2 separate regions of the Homo sapiens genome follow, and region 2 is linked to region 1. The links are chromatin loops, found by intact Hi-C in ENCODE. Cell type or tissue: GM12878. All regions are shown on one strand. Links, peaks and the distances in the headings refer to the core of each region. The heading gives the core; the rest is flanking DNA. Region 1 holds the start of LOC124902507 (a long non-coding RNA gene). Region 2 overlaps NHLRC2 (NHL repeat containing 2).

Region 1 (16,312 bases), core at 3,462-11,461:
AAGGGCATCAGAGAAAGAGAAGCAGAGGCAGAAGACAGTTCCTATTGCAATGGGGCATCCCAAGTTGGGCCCTGCTCCCGTTTCTGGCAGACTGTTAAGGCTGATGCTCTTGCAGGGCCTTTTCAGAAATCCCCCGCTGGCCCCTCTCCCCTGTGAGGGGGAGTTCCCTTGATGGGGCAAATACATCTCCATCCCCAATGGCCCCCTCGTCAACCTGAGACACTTCCAGGTTACCCCCCAGTGTCCCACAGCTGGGGCCTCCTGGACCAGACACATCATGGTCTCTTAGTCCATTCCTGCTGTTATTAACACAATACCACAGAGTGGGTAATTGATCAGCAATGATAATTTATATCCTACAATTTTGAAGGCTGGGAAGCCCAAGATCAAGGCCCTAGTGGGTTTATGTCTGGTGGGGGCTGTCCTCTGCTTCCAAGATGGCACCTTGTCTCTTCGTCCTTTGGAGGGGACGAATGCTCTGTCCCCGACAGAAGGGCTGAAGGGCAAAAAGGGGGGCCTAACTAGTTCCCTTCAGCCCTTTTATAAGGCACTAATCACATCCTTGAGGGGTGGAGCCTCATGGCCTAATCGTCTCCTAAAGGCACCACCTCTCTCAATACTGTTGCTTTGGGGATGAAGTTTCAACATGAATTTGGAGGCACACAAATATTCAGACCATAGTAGCCCTACAGCTGCCTTCCTGCTCCCGCAGATGTGGGGAGCAGGGAATCCCCAGTCCAGCAGCTCCCTAGCACCTCCAAAACACTTAGTCCTCTCCGGCCTTCAGATTTTTTTCACAGCACTTAGACCCCAGTCCATGGAGACAGAGGCCAGCCTTCAGGGTCTCCCAATGGCATTAACACATTGTCAAAGCTCTCAAGGCTCCTCTGGAAATCTTCCTGGATTACACTCTGGGGAGGGGTAGGCGGGACTCACAGCACAGCCCCGTGTTGCACTATCACAGCTCACTGCAGTCTCAAACTCCTGGGTTCAAGCCATTCTCTGCCTCTGTCTCCAGCTTAGACGGGACTACAGGTGTGTGCTATCGAGAACTAAGTCTCTAAAAGTAGGATTTCAGATAACAGCTGTTGTCTGGTAAGGGAGAGTTCCTTCACAGCAGCCCTTTCGATGTCTGCCACAGGGCCAGGCATGGTGCAATCCCAGCACTTTGAGAAGTCAAAGCGGGAGGATCACTCTTCTATATCCTGCCTTGTCTTCCTTATCATCTTTCCCTGCTAACACAGAGATCTCTCTCATTTGTCTAATAGCTGGTTGTATTCCTTTGTTAGTTAATGTATTTATCAATTCCCTATTGAAGGCTTTGAAGCATTACTTTTTCTACAAGTGATATGGTTTGGCTGTGTCCCCACCCAAATCTCGTCTTGAACTGTGGCTCCCATAATTCCCATGTGTTGTGGGAGGGACCCAGTGGGAGACAATTGAATCATGGGGAGGTTTCCCCCATACTGTTCTCCTGGTAGTAAAAAAGTCTCACGAGATCTGATGGTTTTATAAGGGGAAACCCCTTTTGCTTGGTTCTCTCTCTTCCCTGCCACCCTTTAAGATGTGCCTTTTGCCTTCTGCCATGATTGTGAGGCCTCCCCAGGCACTTGGCACCGTGAGTCCATTAAACCTCTTTTTCTTTATAAATTACCCGAAGTCTGGTATGTCTTTATCAGCAGCGTGAAAACGGACTGATAACGACAAATCAATTTTTTTTTTTTTTGAGACAGTGTCTCACACTGTTACCCAGGCTGGAGTGCAGTCACATGGTCACAATCACGGCTCACTGCGGCCTCAACCTTCCGGGGTCAAGCAATCCTCCCACCTCAGCTTCCCAGGTAGTGGGGATTACAAGCACATGCCACCATGCCTGGCTAATTTTTTGTGCTTTGGATGGGGAAAGAGTTAACATCTGAGAAGATAAAAGTAGAATCTGAAAGGAGGGAAGCAACAGAGAATCTGGAAATGTGGCAGGGCCAGGGCAGGGTTGGGTTTGGAGTGGGAGGCGTGTGGAGACAGGTTTGGGAACAGCCTCAGTAGGGGAGAAGTTGGAATCTGGAAGAATTTGGAAACAGGTTTCTGAAGGGCTTCAGGGCCTTTATGCTTTTTTTTGCTTATTTCTTTTTGAGCCTTTCTCTTAGGTTTGGGAGTTTGCCAAAGGAATGTGCTCTGCAAGTAAGTCAACAAATAGTTCCCGAGGATCTGCTCTATGAAAAGCCCAAATTGTCTTTGAAAAGCATGCACTGTTTAAAAATGTTATACTGTGGTAAAACATACATAACATAAAATTTGCCATCGACTATTTTTTGAGCAATATTTTTAATGATGCGTAATAGACGTACAGAGTTTCAGGGCTTCCATCAACCATTTTTAAGTGCACGGCTCAGTTGTGTTAAGTATAGTCACACTGTTATACAACCCATCTCCAAAGCGTTTCCATCACCATTGAACAACAGTTCTCCATTTTCCTCCCCCTGGACCCCGGCAACCGCCTTCTAGCTTCTGTTTCTATGAGTTTGGTTACTCTAGATACCTCATGGAAGTGGGGTCATTCAGTCGTTGTCTTCGTGTTGCAGAGCAAGCATTTTTAAGTCCTGCTATGTGTCCATCACTGTGTATGACTCCGAAATAGAAAAGGAGGATCGTTAAAAATGGATCTTTTTTTCACTACCACTGTGATCAGCAAAACTGGGAAAAGGGCAGACCTTGGCTGTGGCCTCTCACATTGCCCCAGTCCATGGCATGAGCGTCTCACCCAAACTTCTATTCTGGCCCTAACTTTCCTCCCTGCCCCCATCCAATGCTGCCTGGACCAGCTGTCACACTGGACTCTGGGACAAATTAATTCACGTGAAACTGCTAATGGCTGACACAGTAATAAGTCAGATTGTGTTTCAACATAAAGATTTAAATCTCTTTTTAACAAAAATATAGAGAAGGGGGTCTCACTATGTTGCTCAGGCTGGTCTCAAACTCCTGGGCTCAAGTGATCCTCCTGCCTCAGTCTCCCAAGTAGCTAGAACTATAGTTGTGTGCCACCAAGAACTAAATCTCTAAAACTGGAACTTCAGATGACAGCAGTAGCCTGGTAAGGGAGAGCCCGTTCACAGTAGTCCTTTAGGTGTCTGCACAAAGCAAATGGGTTTCTCTCTGCCCATCATTGTAAGCCTGTGACCCTTGGGACAAAACACTTTGCCTCATAGGTGCATCCTAGGAAGAATCCATCCTACTAAAGTTGCCATCAACTGGCAGAGCACTCAACTGGCAGTGGTGTGACCTGCTGTCTCCCTGCTCTGTGCTGGAGTGGAGCCTCTGTGATCTGCCTCTGCCACAGGCAAAGTTCTCAGGGAAACTAGAGAAACTGGACTGACTTGGGGGAACCATTTATGACACCAGGTAAAAGACCATGGAATCCAGGCTCTTCAGGGCCATCGCTGTAGGGGCCTACTTCCTGTCTTAGTTCAGGTTCTAGAAGCAGAGCCTAAGACAGGGATTCCGGGGCATGTGATTTCTCCAGGGAGCGCCCTTCAGGAAAAACCTCCACGAGCATTAGGGAAGGACGGGCCAAGCAAGGATGGATCTTGGGTAAAGCCGAGCTGTGACCTGAGGCCCAAGGGCCGCTGGGGCATTTCCACAGGGCAGTCACACCGTCCTTCAGAGAAGGGGGCTGGCCTTTGTGCCTCCTCAACAGTTAGCCTCTGGCTGCAGTAGCAGGGCTAACCTCCCAGGTCACAGCAGCTTGGGACAAAGTCCCTGCCTGGTAAAAGATCTGGCTGGTTCTTTCAGGGGAACGTAACATCTGCATGACTCATGCGTGCAAACCACCCACACGCTAGGAATCTGAAGTGGTTGCTCCTAGAAACAGAAATAAACGACCATCCAGTGATGAAGAGTTTTCCCCAGCAAAGAGACAACTCCAGGGAAGAGCTTTCCAGTGTGAGTACAGAGATTGTGGTTTAAGGTAACTAATGATTTGCATAAAGCCAACTTCCATATTACCTGACACATGGTAAAATATGGACACAGTGCTTTTTGAGAGGTAGAGAAAAATAACTCAGTACACAACTTTACTGCCTGTAAAACCCAACACCAGAAAATTCCCTCCAATAAGAATCGGCACCAGACAGGCGTTGAAATATTTAGCATCTTCTGAGATGTAATTACTACTCCGCTGTGTGCATCTGTGTTTGCTGTCCCCTCCGAATGGAACAGGATGTGATTTCACTGAATTGGCAGATTTATCCACCTGGCTTTTGAGCAGTTGGTCATTTTTCAGCCTGGTGGTGAATGCCTTTCCCCATACCCCCAGCACACAGGCAGGCACCCTCCGCCCCCAGCTCCCAAATCCAAGAGAAAAACTCAAAGAGAACTCAACCGAGGGTGGATGGTTTTTCTGTCAGTTACCTGCTTTCTGTTCCTTCCAGAACCTACAACGGCCGTGACACTGGGGGCAGATCAGGAGTCTATAAATGACATATGACTAAGAAGCAGAGGGATACCAGCTGCTTATTGACAAAATGGGTGGCTCCCAGTGAGGCGTGGAAGGACAGAACTGGCCCAGACCAGCTGGGAGGCCTTGGCACATACAACAGAGCCTGCTGGGTCACAGCACAGCCATTGTCATCCTGTGAAACGTGAACCTGACCTTCTACCCAACAAGTTAATATCTCATATGGGTTTCTCCTTGGTTTCTTGCAGGATTTATACTTATCAAGGTAGCACTGATTTCAAGGAAGTAGCTTCTCTGTTTCTTTATGGCTGAATACTGTGTCAACTAGTGGTTTGCCCAACCCAGAAATTCAGGGTGATGAGACTGTGCCCTTTAGGGTGGGGTGCACCCTTCAAACTCCTGCATCTTGTGGGCAGATGGGCTTCAGTCCCAAGGAGTTAGCCTCTTTGGGGTACACATCCGGTGCTGGGGCCAGGGAAAGAATCCAGGTTCCCTAATCACACGAAAAAGGTACCTCCTCCTCTGCCAAAGTTCACTGTCAACTCTGTCCCAGGGTCCCAATAGCGCTAACATAAGCCCCCCTCCACCAGTGTAGAATGGTGGGTCATAAGGTGCTGGCAGGGATGTGGAGATCAGCCAGCTCAGGAGGCTTCACACTGGCTTTGGCTTACAGTCTTTAAATAAAAGTAAAATGTAAAGATGAGGCAGCTCAGGTCAGTGCAGAGGGGAGACCTGACTCCTGCTCACTCACCCACCCCCGTCCACAGGCCCCAGGGGAGCTCCGTGGGTGCCCCTGGAATCCCTCAGCACTTTGGAAAGCACTGAGCCAATGCAATCCTCCTTCTGCACACGGAGAGACTCAGACCTGAAAGGGAAAGCCACGGGGGGTGGGTCCTGGGTCCTTCTCGCCACCCTATGCAGTTGGCCTCCTGGCCCGCACGCTTCAGAAGGCTCCTGTTGGAGCCCTGTCCCTTCCCCAGGTCAAGTCCTCTCCCTGGTCACTGCTCCACACCAAGTGCCAGGCCTGGTTTTTATTGTTCTCAGACTCAGTTCCTGCCTCTTTATCCCCATAAGCCCAAGGCCCCCTGCAAGCCCTTTTCCCCACCTGTGTGTGTTCTGCAAGGGAGGCACCTGAGCTGGGGCAGCGACTATTTACCTTGTTGAGGCAAAGGACAAGCGTGACTTCCTTTGTTTGATGTTGCTACGTTATTAGAAAAAATAAAACCACAGGCCCAACAAAGAGGTTTCAGATATGACTGGATGGCACCATCTCCCAGGGCCATGGGGGTTGAGGCCAGAGCCCAGGCTAGGTGATGAGAACCACCAGGACACAAAGACAGCAGACTCTGTGATGTCGACACAGAAAAATGACAAGGGGATGACGTCACTCTCCTGGAAGCTTCGGAGTCCACCTGCCTCCCTAACGAGGCATTTCTTAAGGCCTGAAATGGCTAAGGCCTCACCCCGCTGAGTCCTTCCTTTTCTTACGTCCTGTGCTCTCTCTTCGCTTCCCCGCCCTCTGCTCTCCACCTTTGCCCTGTCACTTGTTTCCCTGCTCCCTGCTCCTTGCACCCACTCCTTCTGTCTGTATCTGGCCTCCACATGTCTATTCTCTGCCTTTTCTTGTTGCCTGTCTTTTCCTTCTGTGCTTCTATCCTGCCCTTCTTTCTGTTTCTCCTTTAGCTGTGTGCATGAACACACTTACTTGCACACAAGCACATACAATGCAGGTATGCACATGCGTACACAATCCCACACAAGTTTACACTCAGAGAACTACACACAACCACACGCAGAAGCATGTGCACATGCATGCCCACATGCACACACAATGCATGTGTGCACACACACGATCATCCACAATCAAATACAGTCCCGCATAGACAATCTCATACAGCTTATGCTCACGCAGTCACACACACACACACACACACACACACACACACTCACTCACTCACCTCTCTCTAGACCAAGCTAAGTAAACTCAGAAGAGACCTGCTTTTAACCCACAGGCTTGTTGACGCCTCTTTGTACTAAGAGTGATTAGCAACCACAGGAGTGTCTCAGCTAATTAAATAAGTCTGAAGCCGGGGACCAAGAAGCTAGGAGTCCTCTTGTATAAAACTGGTTCCAGCCATGGCACCCCCTGGAAAGGAGCTTCCTGTCTCAGTCATTTGAGCAGGTGGCGACTTCAGCAGCTGCAGCTAGACTGCTAAGAGATGGGACTCCCCATAACTTTTGAAGACGGTTGTGGTTAGAGTTTGGAGGCCTACTTTGGTTTTGATCTTCGGAGACTGGGTTTAGAAAGGAAGCATTATTTTGAGAAGGGAGATCGTAATCACACTGGCTTTTTTGATTGACGTCTGCAGTCTGGCTTAAAGGGTTCCTTGGGAGAAATGCAGGGTTTGCTACTTAAGCTGAAAGCAGGCTGGTAGGTCTACCAGGTCAAAGAACAGAAACTAAGGGATTCTGAGTTTTCATCGTGGCCCTGCTGCTACAAATCAGCTGCTTGACGCAAAAGTCAACTGACTTCTCAAGGCCTCAAATGACCTAGTCTTACCATGTCAGTATCCTAATAGTCCATTGCCTAACTAAAAATTTTGTGCAGAAAATAATTGATCAGGGTTGAAAAGTAACAAACAGGAAGTTACAAACCATTCTTATTTCTTTTTAATGTATTTGAGGCAAACAGAATGGTTTAGGATTCCCTGTTAGATGGTAGTTTGAGGACATTTATTGTGAAGACAAGCAGACTTTCAACTAAAGTGACCATGGTGCCTGAGCACTTTATCAGGAAAAGTAGTCTGATAAGAATAAGGAAAGTAGGACAGAATCTAAAATTGGGAACTTTCCAGAGAATCTGCAATATGTGGTAGTTTTCTGAAATTCAGTCATCGCCAAGGGCAATGATGTAGTATTGGATAATAATTAGTGCCCAAAATAAGTTCTCCCACATATCACAAAAATGTTAAATAAAGTTTAATGTACTCCATTTAAGCAGAAAGGAATAATAAGAACATAATCTCTCTCTGTATATATGATGAAATATATATGGAGAGAAATATGGAGAGATATATGGAGTTATAATACATATATATGATTTAGACAGAATTTAATCTTCCTATGGATTAAAAATGTTCATCTGGCCGGGTGCGATGGTTCACACCTATAATCCCAGTGCTTTGGGAGGCTGAGGCAGGAATATCACTTGAGGCCCAGGGTTCTAGACCAGCCTGGGCAACATAGCAAGATCTCCATCTCTACACAAAAATAAAAAATTAGCTGAGAGAGATGGTGCACACCTGTAAGGCTGAGGCGAGAGGACCACTTGAGCCCAGGAGTTTGAGGCTGCAGTGAACTACTTCACATCACTGTACTCCAGCCTGGATGACAAAGTGAGACTCAGTGTCTCTCTCTCTCTCTCTCTCTCTATATATATATATATATGTATATATATATATATCTATCTTACAAAATGTTTAAAATAAAAAATGTTTGGGTCCTAAACAGGCAAACCCTCATCTCTGTGGAAAAACTCATATATCACCATGACATATTTTGCAAGAGTCCCAAGTAGCAGAGATTTCCCCATATGCAATTCATAAGCAATTCTCAAGTGCCTAGTAGCTGTGGGGAATTGGTTGCTTTTATATCTTTGAGGACACATCAGTCCAGACTATGGCAGGACATTAGTTGTCTCTTGCTACTGTAACAAATTACAACAAGCTTAGTGGTTTAAAATAACACACATTTATTATCTTACGGTTCCATAGGTCAGAAGGCTGAAATAGGTCCCACTGGGCTAAAATCAAGGTGTGGGCAGGACTGTGTTTCTCTATGGAGTTTCGAGGGAAGAAATTGGAAATTGTTTCCTTGCCCTTGTCAGCTTTTGGAAACCCCTCACATTCCTTGGCTCATAGCCCCTTCCTCCATCTTCAAAGCCATCAATGGCAGGTAAAGTCCTTCTCATGTTGCATCCATCTGACCCACAGTCATGTCTTCCTCTCTCCACAGCTGGGAAAGTTCCTCTCTTTTGAAGGATTCATAGGATTAGATTGGGCCCACTGAACAATCAAGGATAATCTCCCCATCTCACAGTCCTTAAAATAAATCATATTTGCAAAATCCCTTTTGCCATGTGAGGTAACATATTCACAGGTTCCGGACATTAGGAGGTGGGCATCATTCTGGTGCCATTATCTGCCGATCATAGTCAAGTAGAGGCCAGGATTCCAGACTTGGAATTAGCAGAGGTCAATGCAAGCTCAATTTAGCAATGGCAGCAAACTATCACACGACTATAGTAAGGCATGAAATTGCTCTGAATTTGTGCTTTCTCCCCCGGTCAAAAAAGAAAAAAGAAAAAAAAGAAAATAGGAGGTGTTCTCTACTTCATTAACTATGTCACAGAGCAATTTGAGGCTGTCACACTCCAAAAGCATGACACACAGTCCTAGGAGAAAGCCATTTGCAATGTCCTGGGGGAAGCAGGGCACAGAGCAAGCTCAGCACATGTCAGAGCCTGTCATGAACTACCAGCTTCAGACAAAATAGCTACCTGATCAGCATGTTGGGTTGACATCTTTGAGCAAGGCTCCAGGGCGCATTTCAGGAGACTTGGGCTCTAGCACAGTGACAGTAATGGAGAAGAAAACAAAGATGGTTGAAACCCTTGAGTCCCCGGATTCAAGTTATATATGATTTAGTGAAGGTGTCAAGGCACGTGCATAACTCAGATACATGGCAGGATGAAAAAGGCTGCAGCTTCGGGAGGAATGGGCTACAGGACTCGTGCCTATGGTCCATCCAGGTTACTGCCATGTCTCTGATAGAGACCCAGAGGAAAAGTTTTGGGATAGGTCAGCCAAACGGAAAGGCCAAGAACATCCCCTAAATGTGCCTACCTTCCCTCCAATAATCCATTATGGTTCTATCTTACATTAATTCCTTTAATCTCATTTTTAAAAACCTAATGCAATTGTATAGGCCTTTCAGACCCTGAAAGCATGCAAAGCAGATGTGGTACCTTTTTTATTTCTTTTCTTTTTTTAATAACATAGTAGTTTGTGAAATGCCTCTTCTCTTTTTTCCACTAGGGATCCTGATGGACTGGCTATCTACCTCCCCAGGATAAAAGCAGTGAGGCACCTGTTTTTTGAGCTTAATGTTGGCAAATGTGGCTAATACCCAACTGTCCGGGTGTTCATGAGGGGCTTAATATTCTTAGCAGTGTGCTTGTTCACCATGTTAGAACAAGATTTTTCAACATGGAGTTGTTATAGGGTTTTTGGTGTTTTGCTTTGGCATATTCAAATGGATGTAACAATATAAAAGAATATAAAAGTAAAGGCATAGTGAATAGTCTGTTGGGGGAAGGCAAGTGGGAGAGGAAGTATGGAGGAGGATGGAAATACCACAATCCTCACCTTACAAACAGAGAACCAAGAGTTGATATGGATAATTGATGGCACAAAAAACAGGGGTCTGGGTGTGCATTTGAAGTTGCAGAGATAGCTGGCGGAGGAACTCAGGGTCGTGCATTTAACAGGGAGAAGGGAGAGGAGAGAAGGCAATGGGGAGGAGGGTGAAGTGGCTGATGAGCTGTGGGGAGGTGGGGGATGGTGTCTCGGGGCCAAAGTCACATCTCTCAGGACAGGAAGTCAAAGACAATACCTGAAGTTGGTGAAATAAGAAGCAGTGGTATAAGCATGTCAGGGAAAGGTAGAGAAATAACCTCCAGAAACAAATAAACGGAAGTGATGAAATGCAGTTGGCTCAGGCAGCAGAACTGGGGTCAAAGAAGGCTGAGCAGAGGTTAGTTGCTATTCACTGAAGAGCCCTTCTAACCCAAATGATTTTCTAAAAGCCAATGTACATGTTTTAGCTGATGAAAAAATGTTGAGCAAGAAGAGTCCTTTTACTTTTATAATATTTTACTCTTTCAGAGAGGTTTAATTCTTTTTTTAATAAAAATGAGTTATAATTACAAATATTAGCTACATATATAGTATAGCTATCATATGTGGGGTGCGTGTGTATAAATATTAATTACTACATTGAGTTTTTATTCTTTGCGAACATTTTATTGTGAAAATACTCAAACACAAAAAAAGTTTAAAGGATTTTACAATAAACATCTACATACCCACTGCCTAGATTCCAGCACTAATATTTCATTATGATTGCTTCATTACCTATCTGACCATCTATCTATTCCTCCATCTGTGCATTCATCTTAGCTTTTTGAAAATACACATAGCATAAAATTTACCAGCTTAGCAATTTTCAAGTGGACAGCTCAATAGTGTCACATATATTCACATTGTTGTGCAATGGATCACCAGAACTTTTTCATCTTGCAAATCTAAAACGCTACATCCATTAAGCAAGTTCCCTTTTTCCTTCCCCTCCCCGCACAGCCCTGGGTAACCACCATTCAACTTTCTGTTTCTATAAATTTGACTACTTTAGATACCTCACGTAAGTGGAATCATACAGTATTTGTCTTTTTGTGACTGGTTTATATCACGTAGCATAATGTCCTCGAGGTTTATCCATGTTGTCTCAAATGAGAGGATGTCTTTCCTTTTTTTAAGTCTGAATAATAGTCCATTATATGCAGATACCAGATTTTCTTTTTCATCTGTCAGTAGACATTTGAGTTGCTTCCATATCTTGGCTCTTGTGAATAATGCTGCAGTGAACATGGGTGTGCAAATATCTCTTTGAGATCCTGTTTTCAATTCTTTTGGATATATACTCGAAAGTGGGATTGCTGGATCATATAGCAGTTCTAATTTTTAGTTTTTTGAGGAATGTTCATACTGTTTTTCATTTTATAATCCCATCAACAGTGCACAAAGATTCCAATTTTTCCACATTCTTATAAACGCTTTTTTCTGTTTGTTTGTTTTTTTAAAATAGTTGCCATTCTTGTGAGTGCAAAGTGATTATTACATTGATTTTTTTAAAGTTCATGTTAATCTTCTTCTAGGTAACTGAGCAAATAGGGTTCCCAGGAGAAACTGCAAAGCTGATGACTAGATTAGGCTACACTTTCCTTAGAAGTGGACGGTCTGTCACAGAGCTTTCAAGGCAAATCAGGGATGATGGAATTTCTCTTCATGGTAAATCTCATTCTTATTTCCTTGGTTAAATTGGTGTCACTTCATAGGTTGGTTGAAAAAGCCACAGGTTAGCCAACATTGCAGGTGCTAAGACAACTGTAATTCTATGTGTTAATGGTCAGATTATGAGCCAAGTTGAATATGTTGAATTTCTGATTGATTCTAAGCCAGTGGGCACCTTGCAGTGTCTGTGCCCGATTAAGGCTTTGTTCTCTAGGTGAAAACATCTTTCAGATGAAAGGCATATTGGCTTTTGAGACAAAGTTACCTCTTCAGGCTTCTGGAACTTTGACTCAATTTTCCTTAGATGGAAATGTTTGTCATTCTGCTTTACAGAAAGACATTCTCTTTTTGTTTCCGTTTCTGTGCAGAAGCCTATAGATCACCTTTTTAATTAACTCATGAAGAACCCAGGGACAGGAGTACACTCTGCCCTAATGGTATTATTGTAGATGGATCTAGTACTAAACATGACCTTGGGGTGTTTGTGAAGCTAGTGAAGAGATTAGCAAACAGAAATCTTAAGAACAATTTAATCCTTTTCTGCATAGCAGCATGGTAGTTGCTCTGCAAAGGCAATTCTCAAAACAAGCACAGTCACTTTCAGTACTGTGCTTGCATTCGGGGGCGGATTGAAAGGCTGAAACTGAACAAGTGTGTGGGAAAGCAGGTGATTACTGCTCCCCAAATACCGTGTGATGCGCCCGGTCACCCCTGACAAATCAGTAGCCAATTAATCCCACCATAATTGGTTGACCCTTGGCTAATCCCATTTCTAGATCATGTTTACTTGGCAGATCATGCCAGTCATCTAATTAGCATTCTTCAGGGTTATTCTACCCCCGCATGGACCGCTTTGGAATACCATATGCATGGTGATATTCAGTGAGAAGCGAGGTGTATGCGTATGGCACTCCTCTCCGTTTTGATTAGTAAACAAATTAAGTAATTGATGTTAGCTTAGATAACAGGGCACTTATCATGTTGGCCAGCTCTCTGCTAAGCACTTTGGCAGGCAAGATCTTACTTCATTCTCACCATCCTATGACAGAGGTACTGTTGTTATTCCCATTTCAAAGATGGGCAAAGGGAGGTTTAAGAGGAGTAAGTGACTTGCCGCAGGAGAGCTAGGATTCGAGCTAGGCCTATCTGAGTTTGAGTCGGAACAGAACTTTTTTTTTTTTTTTTTTTTTTTTCGAGACAGAATCTTGCTCTATAGCCCAGGCTGGAGTGCAATGGCATGATTTCAGTTCACTGCAACCTCTGCCTCCTGGGTTCAAATGATTCTCCTGAGTAGCTGGGATTGCAGACATGTGCCACCACACCTGGCTAATTTTTGTATTTTTTAGTAGAGATGGTGTTTCACCATGTTAGCCAGGCTGGTCTCGAGCTCCTGACCTCAGGGTAATCCGCCCGCCTTGGCCTCCCTAAGTGCTGGGATTACAGGCATGAGCTACTGCGCCCGGCCTTGAGCAGACCTTTTAACCACCATCTGAATTACCTTCCTTTGTGCTCCTGTGTTCTTAGAGCTACTCCCACTCCAGTGAGCTAGGATGTTGCTGTTAACTGTGTTGTGTGAATTGTAGCTCCCCGAGCTGACGGTATACTCTCCAGGAAAGGGACCGTTTTCTCTTCTTCACCTGTCCCACGCAGCCCCATCCTGGGTGCATGGTAACTATGTGGTGAATGCTTGGTAACTGATGAATGTGCCTACACAAGGTCCTGCCCTTTCACTTACCATACAAGGCTTCTCCGAGAAGCCAGCTCAGCTGCACGCAGCACACCAGCCATGGTGGACAACTCAGGCTCCAGTTATGCCTCTATCCACCAAATACAGAGTGGCCTTGGACAAGTGTCTCAGCCGCCCTGGGCCTTTTTCCTCTCTTGGGATTGGAGGATATTAGGCATCTGATCTTTCTCTGGAGGTTTCTTGCAATGGGATTTGCATTTATAAATATAGTTAACAAGGCATGACACTACTTGTGGCCCCAACAGTAAATAAGAGCCTGTCGCTGAAAACGGAGTTGCTGTGAGAAGAGCCATCAGCTACCAGGCGAGGCACCCACACCAGTGTTTCATAAGACATGGCAAAGCTCTTTCTTCCTTCTCCCATGTCGATCTTTGTGGATGTGCAGGATTTGGAAAGGCCTGATAAGAGAGGAGAGAGTGCTGCTCTATGTTGTGGTCTGATCTAAGCCAGCTTAAATGTTCACAGTCATTAAGTTGTTTTTTCGGGTACTGGTAGCTTCTAATAGTTTGAGGTAGGGGAGCGCTAAAGGTCTCTCACCCCAGAATCCAAAAGTCCCAGCCAAGTTCTGACACACAGACTAACTATTATAACCCAGCAGGCCCAAGACACAACAAAGAAATAAAACAGTCACCAACTATCGGTGAACCTGCCCCGATATTCACGTAGGTTCTTTTCTATTTTTCCTAAGCATCGGCCAGCTTGAGAAATAAAGGGACAGAGTACAAAAGAGAGAAATTTTAAAGGCGGGTGTCTGGGGGAGACATCACATGTCGGTAGGTTCCGTGATGCCCCACAAGTTGCAAAAACCAGCAAGTTTTTATTAGGGAGTTTCAAAAGGGGAGGGAGTGTGCGAATAGGTGTGGGTCACAGACATCAAGTACTTTACAAGGTAATGGAATACCACAAAGCAAGTGGAGGCAGGGTGAGATCACAGGACCACAGGACCAAGGTGAAATTAAAATTGCTAATGAAGTTTCGGGCACCATTGTCATTGATAACATCTTAATCAGGAGACAGGGTTTTTGAGATCAACTGGTCTGACCAAAATTTATTAGGTGGGAATTTCCTCTTCCTAGTAAGCCTGGGAGCGCTACGGGAGACTGGGGTCTATTTGACCCCTGCAGCCTCAACCATAAGAGGCAGGCGCACCTGGGGGAGCTGTTTATAAGCGTATACCTCCAGGCGTATATTCTCTTTCCCAGGGATGTTCCATGCTGAGAAAAAGAATTCAGCGATATTTCTCCCATTTGCTTTTGAAAGAAGAGAAATATGGCTCTGTTCCACCTGGCTCACTGGTGGTCAGAATTTAAGGTTATCTCTCTTATTCCCTGAACAATTGCTGTTATCCTGTTCTTTTTTCAAGGTGTCCATATTTCATATTGCTCAAACACACATGCTGTACAATTTGTGCAGTTAATGCAATTATTACAGGGTCCTGAGGCGATACACATCCTCCTCAGCTGACACGATTGAGAGATTAAAGACAGGCATAGGAAATCACAAGGGTATTGATTGGGGAAGTGATAAGTGTCCATGAAATCTTTACAATTTATGTTTAGAGATTGCAGTAAAGACAGGCATAAGGAATTCCAAAAGTATTAATTTGGGGAACTAATAAATGTCCATGAAATCTTCACAATCCACATTCTTCTGCCATGGCTTCAGCTGGTCCCTCCATTTGGGGTCCCTGACTTCCCACAACAACCAACCTACCTAGAAATTCCACAAGGTCCCAGCAATCTGCCTTTGGGCTCCATGAGTACCTGGCATAAAAGGTTCTCTTGAGGCAAATGCAAGAATATTCTACTGGCAAGTTTCAACCGTCTAGACACAGTCAAGATTCCTAGGCTAAACAATTAAGTGGATATTAGGCCCAAATGGTAACCCAGAAGGAATAAGCTGTCAAACTTCCTACATTCTTATATTTACGCAAGGGCAGAGGTGCCTGTACATTCTTTCTAGCCAACTAATTCTAATATCTTAAACACCACTCATTTCACCAATATAAATAAAAAGCATTTCTAAAAATCCCTATGCTAATTAATAAACTCTCTAGTATTGACTGATGATCAAAGTATTTGTATCTATCAAAGTCCTGGTGAAAAACAAACGTCATGCTCAAATGAGGTAATGGAAGAAAGTTTAATGAAGAGACTGTTGCAAAGGTATGGTCAGGTTTAAGATAAATTATCAAAGGATAGTCAAGCATCCTGGGCTAACAACTTTGAGAGCCTTTGCTACTCTCCTCCTAAGCTTAAAGGGACCAGATTAATATTGTGGTCTTTTCCTGTTACTTCCTCATTTTCCCACACTCAAGGTGTTTTTTCTAATAAAATTTGTGTAAGTTGACTCCTACCTTGGAGTCTGTTTGTTGGAGGATGGACTAACACAGCAACCACAAAGCCTTGGGGAAAACACCTCCCTTCACCAGGCCTCACTTTCCCCAATATAAAATAAGAAAGCTGACTCAGACATCTTCTGAAGTTCCATTCTGCTCCTAGTTTAGCTGAGCTAGAAGCTGGCCCAGACTGACTTTCAAGTTGGGGCTAGGCCCTGATGTCTGGGCTATCAGACTCTATGACACCTCATTCAGAAGATTCTACACCCTGATCTGCAGCAGAGTAAATGCTGAAGGCCTTTTGTCTTGTTACAAGATCTGTGCAGAGGCAATGGCCTGGCTCTTTCTATATTGTTTCTGTCACTCTTTCAAATGTGACCACTCACAGTACCCTGGACCACAAGTTAACCCATAGCCACCAAAGGTAATTGTGCATTTCTAGAAAACTCTATTAAAGCCTACAAGTTCCATCCTTGGAGGCACCCTCATCTTTACAAGTGCCTTCCAACTCATGGTCTGATCTCCTCCCTGACCCATGTTAAAGAACCAAAATAATTCTTGGGAAAACTGCGATTTTTGCTCAATGGGAGACTTAATTTTTTTCTTTCTGGGAAACGTAGATTATTCCTTTCTGCTTCCAGAAC
Region 2 (16,312 bases), core at 5,486-13,485, 83 kb before region 1:
TATGTGTGCCATAACTCATTCAGCCACTCTCCTATCCTGTGTGTTGGCTCTTAGATCATTCCATATTTAGCAATTATAAGCAATAAATAATCTTGTAGATATGCTTTTGTCTTGCTGGTGGAATCACTTAAGGATAAATTCCTAAAAGTGGCATTGCTGGGTCAAAGTTAAGTACATATGTAGTTTCGTTAGGTATTGCCTAGTTCTTCATCAGGAAAGTTGTACCAGTTTGTATTTCTGCTAGCAGTGTGTGAGTGTACCTCTTTCTCAGATGCTGCTTCAATAAACTGTCTTGACATACTTTTTAATTTTTACCAATCTAATAGATAGGAAGTGGTATCTTGGTGTAATTTTAAGATGTATTTTTGAGTTGGGTTAATCTTATGTTTATATGGCTATTTATTGTATATGAAGTTTTGTCTGCCATTATATCCCCTAACTGGTTATTGTTTGAGTATATAAAGGCTACTGATTTCCATGTGTTAATTATTCTTGCTTCCTGCATCTTTTTTTTTTTTTTTTTTTTTTTTTTGAGACGGAGTTTTGTTCTTATTGCCCAGGCTAGAGTACAGTGGCGTGATCTCGGTTCACCGCAACGTTTGCCTCTCAGGTTCAAGCAATTCTCCTGCCTCAGCCTCCCAAGTAGCTGGGATTACGTGGATGTGCCACCACGCCCGGCTAATTTTGTATTTTTAGTAGAGACAGAGTTTCTCCATGTTGGTCAGGCTGGTCTTGGCCTCCCGACCTCAGGTGATCAGCCAGCCTCGGCCTCCCAAAGTGTTGGGATTACAGGCGTGAGCCACTGCACCTGGCCCTGAATCTTTTATTATTTGACTTAGTTTTATAATTGAGTCTCTGGACTTTTCTTGATATACTGTTATAGCTCCATATAGAAATTTTTCAGTCTTATGCCTCTAATTGATTTCACTTGTCTAATTATGTTGGCTAATCCCCCACGCCCCACCTCAATTTATTGTTAAACAATAGTAGAGATGGTAGGCATTTTTTTCCTTATTCTTTATCGTATTGGAAGTACTTCTGTTTTTATACTACTGGAAATACTTCTATTTTATACTGTACTTCTGTTTTTATACCAGTTTCTGGTTTTATACTTAGTTTATTTAATCAACTAACAAAGTATGAAAGATTAGTGTAAGTAATTATATGTCAATAAACCTAATGATTAAAAAGAATCTATCTGTGCTACTTCTGGGTTTGGAGGAGGATGGTGGCTACCTGATCTTGAATCTCCCCACTGTCCCTCCCCTCTGTTCCAAACAATAAAAAAGGGGAGAACAAGTAAAATCTCACTTGGCCCTGCATTTCACAATACTAGGAGACAGAGAATATCATGGCCTTGACATTAGATGGAAGTTCAGAAATAAACTAAATTCCCATAAAGGTTCTATTGCTGTAAGTCTGTGGATGCCAAGAACAAGTGTAGGGGAGACTTAAAAGACTCCATGAGAACAAGCAGAGTGGTTCAGAGTATTTAGACAACGCACAAACAGAATAGTCTCCTTACCCCCAGAAAGAGAAGCTCCAATACAAAGTATAAAATACTGAACACAGGTTTGGACATACTAGACCATATCACCAGCTCTTACAAGAGTGCAGGACAAGGAATTGAAGCCTCAGAGAAGCATTGCTCCTGGGAGATAATCAGCTATATAAGAAAGATGTGGTTTCCCTTGGAGATAGGCCACTGAAGGGAAAAAAGCGTATATGAAGGAAAAGGTAAGGTTCTAATGGAAACAAAAGAGAAAGAAGATATATCAACCCCTCCTTACACCAATGCTATTCATCAATGAAACTGCCCAGAAAAAGGGAACTGTCAGAAGAGGGCACTCTCAAACTAGGAACCCTATTCGCAAAATGAACAGGAATAGAAAAAAGCAGATCACATCTATATAAAAACTACTGCAAAAGAAGCTGAAAATGCAATTCAGAGTTAAAATGCTGATACAAAATTGACAAAACTGTAACACCTTGCTTCATACTGGATTAAATATCCTTAGTCAGCATTTAGGAATAATGAAAAAAAAACAGCTTGAATCAGAAATTTCAAAATAAGAAATGGACAAAAAAGAAACAGGGAAATGAGTGTTAATTGAATCCAGAAAAGAGAAGACAAATTCAAAATTGTATTACAAATGAAAACTAAATTTGACCAAGGGACAATAAATTTGTATAAAAATTTATTAAGGGGCATTAAAAGCAGGGAGGGAAACCCCAGAGAATGAAAATGAGCTAAAAAAAAAAAAAAAGTTAAAAGGTTTAGAGAAAAAAATGATTGAATTGGAAAACAGGCAGAGGAGGTCCAACATAAGACTACTTGGAGACCTTCAAGAAAATCAGAACAGCTGACTGGAACAAATATCTAAAATTAGAATCCAAGAAAACTTTCTGGAAAGAAAAGAAACCTTGAATCTACATATTGAAAGGGCCTACCAGGTACCGGGGGTGATTGACCCAGAACAGTCCAAGAAGTATCCTAGTAAAATTATTATACTTTAAACATTGAAAAACAAAGAACGTAACTTACAAAGACATGTAAGTTAGACTGGCCATGCTTTTCACAAATAACGTACAAAGCAAGGCAACAGTAGAGTGACATTTCAGGAATCTTAATGAGTGTAAACCATAAACCAAAGAGATTATATCCAACCATTTGTCCTTCAAGAATCAATCAAGGTTAAAGAAAAACAGTTTGAATGTCCCAAAACTCAGAGAATACTGTGCACATGTGCCCTTTCTGGTGAATCTACTATAGGGAGAGCTAGAGAACCATGGGTGAGTAGGGAAACTGCTAATGGATGGATGGAGATTTTATACATGTAGAGCTAACACCAAAACTAAGATGTAGAGTTTTGGTATATTAGTCATAGTTTGATCAGAGAAGCACAACTGGGTATAATAATGAGAGAACTAATAGAGAATTCATTATAGGTAGTTGACCTTATGTTATTGTGGAGCTACATGGCTAACTAGTATATGTGAGGCTGTTGCTTTTGTGTGCTCCTGCAACCTACCTAAGTTTACTAACTTTTCACAGTCTTCAAGCAGAGGTGTGTGTGCGTATGTTCTTGTGCTTTGGTTTGGAATTAAAGTTGTAATTACTGGCAAATTATATCTCCTGATGGCAGGTCAGGCAGTTGAGAAGGAAAGATGGATATAAAGTAGCAGAGAACAAGGGCAAACCAGAAAGAACGTGCAAACATGAACTAGAACTTGCAAGGATAAACTGAAACCCATGTAAGCTTTAGTTTAGATGATGAAGTGGAGCAAAACACTCATCTGGCCCAGAAATTAGAGACGCGGAAGGAGGAGATCTACAACCCTTATATTCTTATTGCTTTCATTTGCCTTGCATATCTTTTTCTACCCCTTTACTTTTAGTCTTTCTGATTCACATTTTCTTAGATGTATCTTTTATGTAAAGAACTTATCCAAATCTTTTTCTTTTAATAATGAGTTAAGCCCATTGGTACTTATTCATATGACTGGTAATGTACAAGTATTATGTGTATTTGGTTATATTTGTTGTGTTTATCAACATGATGCACTTTCTTTGCTGTTTTATTTTCATAATCTCTTCTGATATTTATAAATGTTTACATTTATCTTTTATTAATCTTTGTACTTACAACTTTAAAAAATAATTATAGCAAAATTTGTTGAAATTTTACTCTACACTAGGTACTATGCTAAATGCCTTACACAGATTATCTCTTTTAATCCACCTGACTTATAAGGCATTTGCTGTTATTTTCCTCGTTTTGCAAATGAGAAAACAGATGAACAGGTTAAGTAACTTGCCCAAGGTAACAGGTGTGCAGTCCTTCCCACTCCTCCCCACCACCTTTACCCACATCCCCCAGGCAACCATTCCTCATTGCATCTTTTTTCCCAGCTGCTTTCAAGGCATGTGTTTGTGTGTGTGTGTGTGTGTGTGTGTGTGTGTGTGTGTGTGTGTGTGTGTGTGTTTAGCCTTTGATTTTCAGCAGTTTGTTTATGATGTGTCTAGACATGGTTTTAATGTATTTTATTTTGTGTGTGTTGAGCTTGAATTCTCTAAATTTATATATTTAATCAAATTTTGAAAGTTGGGACATTACTCAGTTATTTTTTTCTGCCCCAATCTTATTTATTCACTTTTTCTGGGATTCCAGTATACTTATTTAGATATTTTGAAACTGTTCCACAGGTCCCTGAGGTTCTGTTTATTTTTTTTCAATCTTCTTTCTCTCTTTATGTTCTTTAGATTGGATTAATTTCTGTTGAGCTGTCTTCAGGTTCATTAACCTTTTCTTTGTCATGTCCTTTTTGCCAATGAGATCATCCAGTGAACTTGTGGTATTTTTCAGTTCTAACATTTTTAGTTACTTTTTATAATTTCCATTTCTCTGTTTTTATTTCCTGTCTTTTTACTTCATTTGTGTTTTTCTTTACCTCATGGAGCATAGTTATCTAGTTGCTTGAAAGTCTTTGGTAAGTCGAACATCTGCTTTATCTTGGCATCGGTATCTGTTGCTTGTTTTTTTTGCCCCCTACCTTGATAACTGACCATATTTCCTTGTTCTTTTCTTTGAATATCAGGTAATTTTTTATTGTATCCTGGACGTTGGAATGTGACGATATGTGAACTCTGGGTTCTGTTATAGTCCTGTAGGGAACATTGGTAGCCTTATTTTAGTAGGCATCAACCCTCTTAATTCAAATTATAACTTCTGTCTCATCTTCCATCAGCTCTCGCTCCTTCTGTAAACCCAGTTATTCAGTTATCAGCTCCCCAAGCATTTGCTACACTTTTTAAAATCTGTTCCCTGTACTGTAGTTTAGGGGTTAAACAAAGACTTCTGAGTGTTCATACTCAGAAATAAGGAGCCACCTTCCCCAGCTGTTCTCCTCAGGGTTTCTCCCACACTGTCCAGGTTATGTGGTTTCTTGGGCTAGAGTTGCAGTGGGATTTCTGTTGGAGTTTTGGCTCTCCATACAGCTCCAAAACTGGAACCCACTCTCAGGACAAAGCTAGGAAAAGGATTGGAAAAGAAAATAAAATTGGCAGCTCACTCTTCTGTCATTTGATCTTCTGTCATTTGCTTTTCTGAGTTTTGGCCCTGCTGTACAATCTATCTGGTCGGGTTTACTTTTCTCCATCTTCAAGCAGGGTGTGTCTTCAAGCATGCATGTCTGTGTTTTGATTCGGAATTGATAGTTATAATAGAAGCATGAGCTGCTGGGAAATTATACCTCCTGATTTGTGTGGTTTTATTTGTTCATCTTGCAGGTTTGAGTAGTTTTTGGTGGATGTGTTGGGAGATTTGAATGTTACTTAGCTGTTATTATCTCTACTACTTTGGTAGTCAATATTGAATTTTTTCACTGAATCCAGCCAAACACTTTTTTTTTTTTTTTGGTACTAATTTCTTGAAATAATGTATTGATTAGATAAGAGAAGTATGTTTTCAGCAGTTCTGTCTACAGAAAGGCTTGTTCTAAGAACCATACAATAGGAATTTTAAATAAATCAAAAGCCTTATATTATGGAAACATCTTGCTTATATTTATTCTGTTAATCTGTAATGTAAAGTTAGATTAAAAAAAAAAAGACAGTGATACAACAATAAATACCTCCCAAAAGCAGGCATAGTCAACTCTGAATTTCAAAGGGGCTTATTATAGGTGGAAAAAATTTCAACATTTATTAAAAAAATAAAGATAATTTTTATAGCATTATCTAAATAAAAGAAAAAAAGTTTTAATCCTGCAATAGCCATATGAATTTGATCATGTGTGTTTTTATGTAGTAATCAAGATTGTTATGAGATTTAAATTTGTTAGTTTTTTATGTGTGTTAAAATGCAGTTGAAGATCCCAGCGTAGTTCTACTTTTCGTTTTTTTTTAATCTATGGACTTTTAATATTTGTGATCCAAAACCTAATGTGTAGATGATGATATTCAAACTTAAATATTTAATAATGTTTAACATATAATTTTTTCCTTTCAGATGGTCTTCTTATTATTGGTGTTCACTCGGCTAAGTTTCCAAATGAAAAAGTCCTGGATAACATTAAGAGTGCTGTTCTTCGATACAACATCACCCACCCTATGGTTAATGATGCAGATGCCAGCCTTTGGCAAGAACTAGAAGTTTCCTGCTGGCCAACTCTAGTCATACTTGGACCTCGTGGAAACATGTTGTTTTCTTTGATTGGAGAGGGACACAAAGATAAATTATTTTTATATACTTCAATTGCTTTAAAGTATTACAAAGACAGGGGGCAGATCAGAGATAATAAAATTGGAATAAAACTCTATAAAGATTCTTTGCCACCTTCACCATTGCTATTTCCTGGCAAAGTAACAGTAGACCAAGTTACTGATAGATTGGTAATAGCAGACACTGGACATCATAGAATTTTGGTCGTTTGGAAGAATGGACAAATTCAATATAGCATTGGAGGTAAAACTTGCTTCTGATTACGATAGATAACGTGTTTTACAGTAAAAAAATAGTTCAAGGTAAATATAAAAGTTGAAATGTCTAAATGAAAACTAATTATAGAAAAGTGATATACATTGACTTAATTTCCTAATAAAAATTTTTTGTTAATTAATATGATGTCTGAATTAACCTCTTCTCACTCCCTCATAAAACAAACAAAAACACTGAAAAAGCTCCAGGTCAAAAAGAGGAAATAGTTCAGCTTTTAGGTATATTTGTATATTCTATCTTTTTTTTTTTTTTTAAACTGCTGTACTTACTGTTTCTTATGAAAACATACGTTTTGGATTTCAGATGTTTTAAGTAGAAGTATTATGTTTCACTTTCCAACAAAATATAGCCGTATCTTTTTAAAGATCATGTCAGTGCCCCATGAACTTGAGATGTAGTTTATAAAATAAATAAGCTAGAATTTGTGCATAGTTTTACTTTTCTCTCCTTTCTTCCATAAGAACTTGAACATGTTTCTGGATCTATTTCCAGAATAGAAATAGGTGTAGCAGAGTATGAGTATCATGCAAGCGTAGATCATTTTGTTCTATATCTCCCTGGTCTTAGATCTAAAACTACCTCTTGGTTACATCTACATAATTAATAAACTCTACTGAGTACATTCTTATTAATCTTTCTTATCTAAACTGAGCTGACATTTGACAGCATGTTAGTCAAAGACAAAAGTAATTCATTTCTTTGCAATCCTGCTTTAGTAATATATGCAGCATTAGTACATAAAGTAGAAATGTCTGTGTTCCTAATATAAAAAAGCTAGTTGTGGTCCTATGCCCTGATGTTATTCTTAATATACCAAGATACAGTATGTGTTGTGTTTTGTGGTGTTTGTTTTGTTTTGGCTACTTGGTATTTTGATTTATGACAGGCAGTTACGAGAATTGAATTGTTACTCAAAAAGTGTCTTTTGTAGCAGTTTGAATTTAAGTGGTTTTAAAAGTTAATAGATTCTGTGATTTTCAAAATAGTGTAGGTGAATATTCTTTGTTAAAAGAGAAACCAGCAGCAAGCTACACTACCCAAACATAGTTCTAGAAATACTGTTATCTTTTGATACAGTTATTCTTTAATTTTTAAAAAAGAATTCTTTGGTCAGATACACTCAGGAAACACTTTTAATGTTATCAGATTTTTATTGGTGATGGTATCATAATATTTCCCAAATTTTTTACTCTCCTAATTTTCCTTATGGGGGGGTATAGTACACAATATTTTCCAATCTCATGTAACCACAGAACTCTCCCTTTTTTTTCAGGGAACTCTTATCAATATCAACACAATAATAGTATTATTAACAATTGTAGGTACAGTAGACACTATATGTCTGGCATTATTCAAAACATTTTACTTGTATGAACTCATTTTTGCCTGCACAATGCTATGAGTTAGGTAATTAGTTCCATTTTACAGAAGTAAAACTGAGACACAAAGAACTTTCCCAAATCACCAGCTAGAAAGAGACAGACTTGGGATTTAGACAAGGTCTATTGGGCTCTTGAGTTGGTTTTCTTTTTTTTAAAGATGGAGTCTCACTCTGTTGCCCAGGCTGGAGTGCAGTGGCATGATCTCAGCTCACTGCAGCCTCCACCTCCTGGGTTCAAGCAATTCTCCTGCCTCAGCCTTCCAAGTAGCTGGGATTACAGGTGCCTACCACCATGCCTGGCTAATTTTTTGTATTTTTAATAGAGATGGGGTTTCATTGTTTTGGCTAGGCTGGTCTTGAACCCTTGACCTCAAGTGATCTGCCTGCCTCGGCCTCCCAAAGTGCTGAGATTACAGACGTGAGCCACTGTGCCAGGCCTTGGGTTTGTTTTCTAGCCACTCTGTTACACTACCTTTTTATGGTTGCCTAGGACAATGGAGTTCCACAAAGCAGTTTGAACTGCTGATTTAGAGGCCTTGAATGGCTTGTCTGCTGGCCATGGAAATAATAGTTACATTTTATTGTGTTATATTCTCCACCCTTGAAACTCTACATGAATTGTAAAAACTGAGAGGTGGACTAGAATCACTCTCTCTTACAGTGTGTATGATATATCGCAGGACTTTCTGACAAAGTGAAATAGTAGATAAGAAGGATTCTTAATCTGGGGTCCTTGGACTCCTGAGAGTCTTCAGTGGTCCTCAGGATCTGGGATTGTTTACAACAATTTGGCCATGTGTATTTTTCTAGGGAAAGGGCTCATAATTTTCATTGTATTATCCAAGGAGCATATCTTTCAAAATTGTTAAAAATTATTCATCTGTTGAACAATTGGAGTTATTTTTAAATCTTTGTAGTCTAGGTAATGGATAATTAGAATGCTTTTAAAATTATTTTCTTCGCTATATACTACTATGCTTAAGTGCACTAGTAATTGTACTATGAGCCCTGTCATTAGCAAAACTCACTCTTAAGAAAAATGTTCCTTGGGGAACATTTTAGTTTTTAGATGGACATACCATTTTTTTATATTAAAATCCCAGCATTAAATACAAGTTTGTTTTGTTTTGTTTTGTTTTACCTTGAGATCACTTCTTAAGTGGCAAATTTTATCTTATTTTAGGACCCAACCCTGGAAGAAAAGATGGAATATTTTCAGAATCAACTTTTAATTCTCCACAGGGTGTAGCCATAATGAATAATATCATATATGTGGCAGACACTGAAAACCACCTTATAAGAAAGGTAATTTTCATTTTAAATTTGTTTTAATACTTACAATCAGAAAAAGGAAATGTATTTGCTACATTAAATATTTGAAGTTAAAGCGTGATTCTTATGTATGTCAATGTCCTTGTTCTGCTTTTCTTGAGGTACGTACTTTAGTTTTATTCTCAAGTATCCTGTTTCTATTTGTGTCAGTATGTATTTGTCACAAAAGAAAACCCCATTCAGTTCTTTTTTTAACCCTTGTTTCAAGGCTGTGTCCCTAATCACTCAAAAGCTCCTCATTTTGAAGTATCTTCCTAACCACTAGTTTACAATGATCCTTTGTCCTTTTTCAGTTGAATTTTCTCAAACTAGAAAAAAAATCCTACCATTCCTGCTTCTATTCAACTTTTATGCTTTGGCTGGAAATACTGATTAGCCAATTCGTCTTAAAACTTGTTTGATTTTATTATGTGTCCTTATTTCTAAAAAGTCAGCTAATACATAAAGGTAAAAAAAAGTCCCCTGACCATCAATTCCAGTTTCCCAGAGGTAACCATCCACTGTTAAAGTGTGTGTCTTTTTGGAAATTTTCTACTCTTATAAAAATAAATTGATATTAAAAAGCCTTTTTGTAGAGAATTTTTTAAACAAATGTAATGATGCTATGCATACATAATGTTTTGCAGGTTTTTCTAACTTTTTTTTTTTGCATGTTAGTCACCTGAATGATATGACTGTATCACATTCCATTGTAGATGTACTCGGTTATTTCAGACATTTCCTCCTGATGGTTGTTTTGGCTAAACCATTGGTCTTTAAGTTGCCATGTGTTTGGAAAATAAGTAACCAAGTTCATCATACTCATCCTGTCTAAATACATTGTTTCAGATACTGCCTTGTTTTTCTCACTGTTTCTTTCAGTATTGACATTTATTCTCATTTATTTGACAATATTTTCACTTATATACACATAGTAGAAAAAAATACATATAATATATAATAATATCCACTGTACTGTAAGTCTTCCTGAGGGCTAGAAATATGTTTTGTCTACTACTGAATCCTAGCACCTAGAAAAGACCTGGCCTATGGTAGGTGTTCAACAGATATTTGTTGGATGAATTTATGAGCAAATAATACTGTTTCAGGAAGCACTTTTGAAAGTGTGTATTCCTCAATATAAAAGTGTTACATGAAAAACAGATTTTGTGGGTTAATACATTAAAGCAGATGTGTTTTTTAAAGTCTTGCAGACTTTCTTCCAGACTTAAATATGCTAATGTATTGTTGAGTGCATTAATGGGGGGATATCTGTGCAGCATTTCTAAACTTATTTGACCAGAGAGCCCTTTATAGGCAGAGCTGCTTATAGGACTGTTTCCATGGTGTATATTTTAGGGAAAAGTGGTTTTTTAAATTACTAAATTCTTAATGATTAATATTTCTTTATCATTATCTTTTTGGGGTTGTATGTGTCTATAATTCGTCAGAGGGGCTAGACCTCTAATGGTGTATTGAATTAGTAAAATAGCCAGCCTGCAACATTCAGGGAGTACTTGTCCTTCTTTTTTAATTGTATGTCATTTCTCTTGCTTTACAACTTAATGGGTTTTCGAGTATTGACCATGTGCTCCATTTCAAATATTTATGCATTTAAGTATAATCACAACAAATTTAGGTTACCTGAAATTGTTTTATATTCTGTGACTTAATATGGTGTCTGCAGAAATGGAAAGTGGAATTTTTTCCTTTTAAAAATACAAGAATATTTATTGTGTTTTATTTTTGTTTAAGACCTCATTTGCAGAGGATTGAATTGATTATATTCTCATTCATGGCTCACGAACATTGTTTCATGCAGACCCTTCTCATTTAGAATAATTTATTTAAATTATAAATTCTCCTACTTCCCCATACCCCCAACTCTCACTCCCCTTACATTAGCATACCTATAAGCAGCCATTGTGATACGTTTAATGCATGTTTTTATTTGTATGTGATCTTGTAAGTGTTCTGTGTATATTTTTTAGTTACTTTATTGTGCTATATTTTATGTATCATAAAGTTAACCCATTGCAAATCTATAATTCACTAGTTTTTAGTAAATTTAACAGGTTTTGCAACTGTAACCATACGTTGTTTTTAAAACATTTCATCCCCCAAGTAAGAACCCACATGACCACTTACAGATAGTCCCTGTCCCCTCCCATCCCTAGGCAACTGTTAATTTACTTTCTGTCTCTATAAATTTGCCTTTTCCAAACATTTTATTAAATAGAATTATATATATTTTCTTGTATTTGGCTTCTTTCATTTCACATAATGAAAAGTTCATGTGTGAAGTAGCATTTCAGTAGTTCATTCCTTTGTATTGCTGGATAGTATTCTGTTGTGTGAATATATGACATTTTATCTACCAATTCACCATTGATATTTAGATTGTGTTTTGGCTATTTTGTATATTTTGTTATTTTGGGCTGTTATGAATAATCTTGCTGTGAGCATTGATACACAGGTTTTACATGGACATACATTTTTATTTGGCATGGGTAGATACCTAGAATTGGTATTGTAGAGTTATATGTTTTATGTTTAATTTTTTGAGAGCTGCTGAATTATTTTCCATAGCAATTGCACCATCTTACCTTCCCACTCGAAATATATGTGGGTTCCAATTTTCTACATGTTCACCGTCACTTGTTATTTTTCATTTTTTAAAAATTCTAGCCATCCTACTGGATATGAAGTGGCATCTCATTGTGGTTTTGATATGCATTTCCCTTATGACTAATGATGTCAACCACCTTTTCCTGTGCTTATGGGCCATTTTTATATCTTTGAGAAGTGTCAGTATTCTTTGCCAAATTTTTAATTGGGTTGTCTTTTCTATAATACAGTTGTAAGAATCCTTTGTATATTCTAGGTACAAGTTCTTTATCAGATATATGATTTACAAATGATTTTTCACATTTTTCTGCTTGCCTTTATACTTAGTTAATCATGTTCTTTGATACATTGAAGTTTTAAATTTTGATGATGACTGATTTGTCCATTTTTTCCTTTTGTTGCTTATGTTTTTGTTGTTGTAAGAATCCATTGCTAAATCCAAGGTCATAATTATTTACCCCTGTGTTTTATTCTAAAAGTCTTTTAGTTATGGCTCTTATAATTAGGTCTTTGATCCATTTTGAGTTGATTTTTGTATATGGTGTGAAGTAGGGGTTCAACTTCATTCTTTTACATGTGGATATACAGTTACCCCAGAAACATTTGTCCAAAAGACTGTTCTTTCTCCCTTGAATAGCTGTAGCAGCCTTGTTAAAAATTAGTTGATCATAGATGTATGGACCCATTGATCTCTCTGTCTGTCTTTATGCCAGTACCTTACTGTTTTGATTGCTGTAGCTTTTAATAATGTTTGAAATTGGGAAGTATAAGTCCTCCCACTTTCTTCTTTTTCAAGATTATTTTGGCTATCCTAGGTCCCTTGCAATTTGATAAGAATTTTAGGACCAGCTTGTCCATTTCTGCCAAAATCTTTTGATTGTTTCTTATGTAAACATATTGTCTCCAAAAACAAATTCCCTTTTGATTTTTAAACTTCCTGTTTCCTTTTATTATATTGCTGGCTAGTACCTCTCTTGCTTTTAAGCATTAGCAATGATGGTGGGTATCTTGTCATGCTTATAATCTTAAAGGGAATACATGTACATTTTCTCCAGAAGTTTAATATTTGCTGTAGCTTTGAGGAATAAGATATCTATGAAGTAAGGAAAATTTCTGTCTATTGATAGCTGGATAAAATGTGCAATAAAGCAATTAAGTGAAATATTGAATATCATCTCAGTGGTAGGTATATGGATGTTTGTTACAAAAATTTTTTAACTTTCCTGTGTGTTTGAAAATTTTCCCAATACATTGTTGGGGAGAGGGTCTCAGGAGATGAAAGCAGAACATATTTTCCCAGTAGAATACATTAGTTTTTCAGTTTATAAAGTAAAGTCCGTAAAGTGTCATGGAACTGCCTGGGTTCAGGTCCCAGATTCTTGACTTACTAACTGTGGGACATTGAAAAAGTTACTTAATGATCTGTGTTTTAGTTTTCTCTAAAATATTAAAATCGTCACACAGTTATGAGCATGGCTGGATGGCTGGTTGGCTTGCTCACTATTGGATTAGTGCTTGGCACATGTAAGTTTTAATGTGTGTCAATTACTAGCTGAGCACAACTGAAATATGTGCATTTAATTTTTAGAAACATGTATTTTGCTACATTGTGTTTTAAAATTTCATTTTAAAATTTTTGTTTAGTTAAGATGAGGTCAATGCCAGATCTGCTGGAGGCATGATGGGAGATGGGGATAAGAGGGGAAAAGTAGAGGAATGGACAGGTGGGATATGAAAGGGACTGATTATGTGCATTTGAATAAGAAGTTCATTCTATAATTGATTGGCCTTTTTTCATAATAAAACTTTGTACTGCACATACACTCTAAATGTTCTATTGACTATTGAAAATCTTTACACAGCAAAAGACAAAAGCAAAAGTAACATTCATTGCATAAAACCATCCTTTGAATTTCTATAGATTGACCTAGAAGCTGAGAAGGTGAGCACTGTAGCTGGTATTGGAATTCAAGGTACAGATAAAGAAGGTGGAGCAAAAGGAGAACAACAACCCATTAGTTCCCCTTGGGATGTAGTTTTTGGAACATCAGGTATGTGAACTTTTGATATTAAATGTAAAGGTAAATTTTACTTCATGTAAGATTTAAAAATATTCTTGAGGTGGTCATTTGGATTCCATTACTAGTTATTTTATTTTATACTTTTATACCTATGCCTCAGAGTTTGTTAATTGTGTAAAAACAAAGCTAGCAGTAATATAGATATATATATACTAGAGTATGTATTATATATATTACATATTTTATCTATAAGATAGACTATGTGTTACTCTAAAGAATTATATATTAGATGCACCCTCCAATTAATGTAGTTCTGAATTTCTTATACTGAAAGGATTATAGTATCAGAACTTCAAAAGGTTATTCATGAACAGTAATCAGTAATAATAAAAATAAATTTATTCATAAATAAGGAACTTATAGTGTCATTATATACTCTAGTTTGAAAAAGAAATCAAAGAGGCAGCTGCTTTTGCTTTAGATTTAAAAAATTTATATTAAAGTATGATAACTTCTTTAAACTTTTACCCTAGTGAATTGTGTAGACATTGATAATGAATGAAACTTAATGTTATCTTTATTATCTATATTAATTGACTAAAAGAAGTCCAGGAGTACTCTTATTAGTATTTTTATTTTTTATTGGCTCTCAGTGATACTGAGATGGTCATCTACATGTCTAAAATTGGATTGATGAGTAAACAAAGTTAGAATATGTCGAAAATGTAATTTTGGACTAAATGGTTGGTGTTGTCTTCATATATTTAAAGAGTATATAAGTACCAGCTTAGTTGAAAAGCTTTACATTTGAGGTAACTTTCTTTTATGATGCCAATTTAATTATGATTCAAACACCCTACTTTTTGGTTGTTATTAACTTTTATGAAGCACTTAATACTCATAAAATAAATGAGTGAACTTCTAGTACTACCCGCACTTAACACTTAAGTATTTTGTGTAGGTTATTTTTGAGAATTCTACTTATGGAATTGTATGTTGTAAACATAATTTGTTTCATAGCTCACCGAAGGGGATAGTATAGTAGGAGCAGTGCATCCAACTAAAGGGATACTTCATATGTAGAGAATTTTGAAATATTAATACAGTGAACTAAAATTCAGTCTCCATTTTATTACCATGCATTAGCAATTCTAAATAATTTCAGGGCTAAATCTTCACCAGTACTTTTCACTTTTACCTCCCTGCCTTATTTGCTCTACTTTTGATTATTTTTGCTAAATCGTATTTTAGTATGATGTTATTTATTACATGAGTTGTTCTATAGTGCAAGTAAACAAACTACAGCTACATCTAGCAGCATGGACAAATATAGCAAGGGATATTTTGAGTGATAAAAGAAAGTTACAGAATATGTACAATATAATTTCTTTGTATGTAGAAATCTACAATATGATTTCTTTTATAGCAAGTACAATAGCATTTAATACAAGCATTGGGAGATCCATTCAGACATAATAAAGTTAAAAAGTAAGAAGAATGATAAATGTACATTTTTATACTAGTGGTTCCTTATGGGAAGAGGAGCAATTAGGTAAGAAAAAGAAATAAAAGGCATCCATATGGGAAAAGAAAAGTGAAATTGTCTCTATTTGCTGATGACATGATTTTATATGTAGAAAATCCTTATGACTCTACCAAAAGACTATTAGAGCTGATAAATTTTGTAAAGTTGAAGATTACAAAATCAACATACAAAAATTAATAGTGTTTCTATATACTAACAGTGAACTATCCAAAAAGGAAATTATGGAAACAATTTCATTGACAGCAGCATTTAAAAAAGTAAATATTTAAGAGTAAATTTAACCAAGGAGGTGGAAAGATCTGTACACAGAAAACTATAAAACATTGATGAAATAATTTGAAGAAGACAAATAAATGGAGAGATATTCCATGTTCATGGATGGGAAGAATTAATATTGTTAAAATGTTCATACTACCCAAACCATTATACAGATTCAGTGTAATTTCTATCAAAACTGTGTTGTGATTTTTCTTAGAAATAGAAAAAAACTATCTTAAAATGTGTATGGAACTAGAAAAGATCCTGAATAGCCAAAACAGTCTTGAGCAGAAAGAACAAAGCTGGAAGCATCACACTTCCTGATTTCAAGCTATGAAGCTATTGTAATCAAAATGGCATGGTACTGTTATAAAAACACACATATCAACCAATATAACAGGATAGAAAACCCAGAAATAAACCCAAGTATTTACAGTCAAATGATTTTCAACAAAAGTGCCAAGAACACACAATGAGGAAAGGACAATTCGTTCCATAAATGGTGTTGGGAAAACTGGATATCCACATGCAGATGAATGAAATTGGACTATATCATATACAAAAACCAACTCAAAATAGATTAAAGACTCACAAGGCCTGAAATGGTAAAGCTACAAGAAGAAAACAGGAAAAGCTCCACAGCATTGATCTGGGCAATGAATGATTT

The links. A loop is a pair of places that touch in the nucleus more often than their neighbours do. Peaks named below come from ENCODE experiments on the same cell type or tissue, not always from the same donor. Only the 100,000 strongest peaks of a DNase experiment are listed, where the experiment ranks them.
Region 2: it touches region 1 in a loop (2.0-fold over the local background); 3 of 110 quality-filtered maps call a loop at or near these places.

Annotation. Positions count from the first base shown.
Region 1 is chr10:113,955,059-113,971,370 of GRCh38, forward strand. It overlaps LOC124902507 (a long non-coding RNA gene), which reads right to left and starts at 5,584. Exons shown (of 2, transcript XR_007062296.1): 1 at 4,408-5,584; 2 at 2,304-2,624. RefSeq lists enhancers at 3,606-4,106, 5,583-5,872, 15,873-15,932. In GM12878, for the core only: no CTCF peak of the experiment used is centred there; DNase peaks (open chromatin) are centred at 4,511 and 6,743; H3K27ac peaks cover 4,834 bases.
Region 2 is chr10:113,870,510-113,886,821 of GRCh38, forward strand. NHLRC2 (NHL repeat containing 2) reads left to right here. Exons shown (of 11, transcript NM_198514.4): 3 at 6,012-6,467; 4 at 9,065-9,186; 5 at 13,742-13,871. Among named protein-coding and RNA genes, the nearest start is that of NHLRC2, 24 kb to the left of the region's middle. In GM12878, for the core only: no CTCF peak of the experiment used is centred there; a DNase peak (open chromatin) is centred at 9,422; H3K4me3 peaks cover 291 bases; H3K27ac peaks cover 3,367 bases.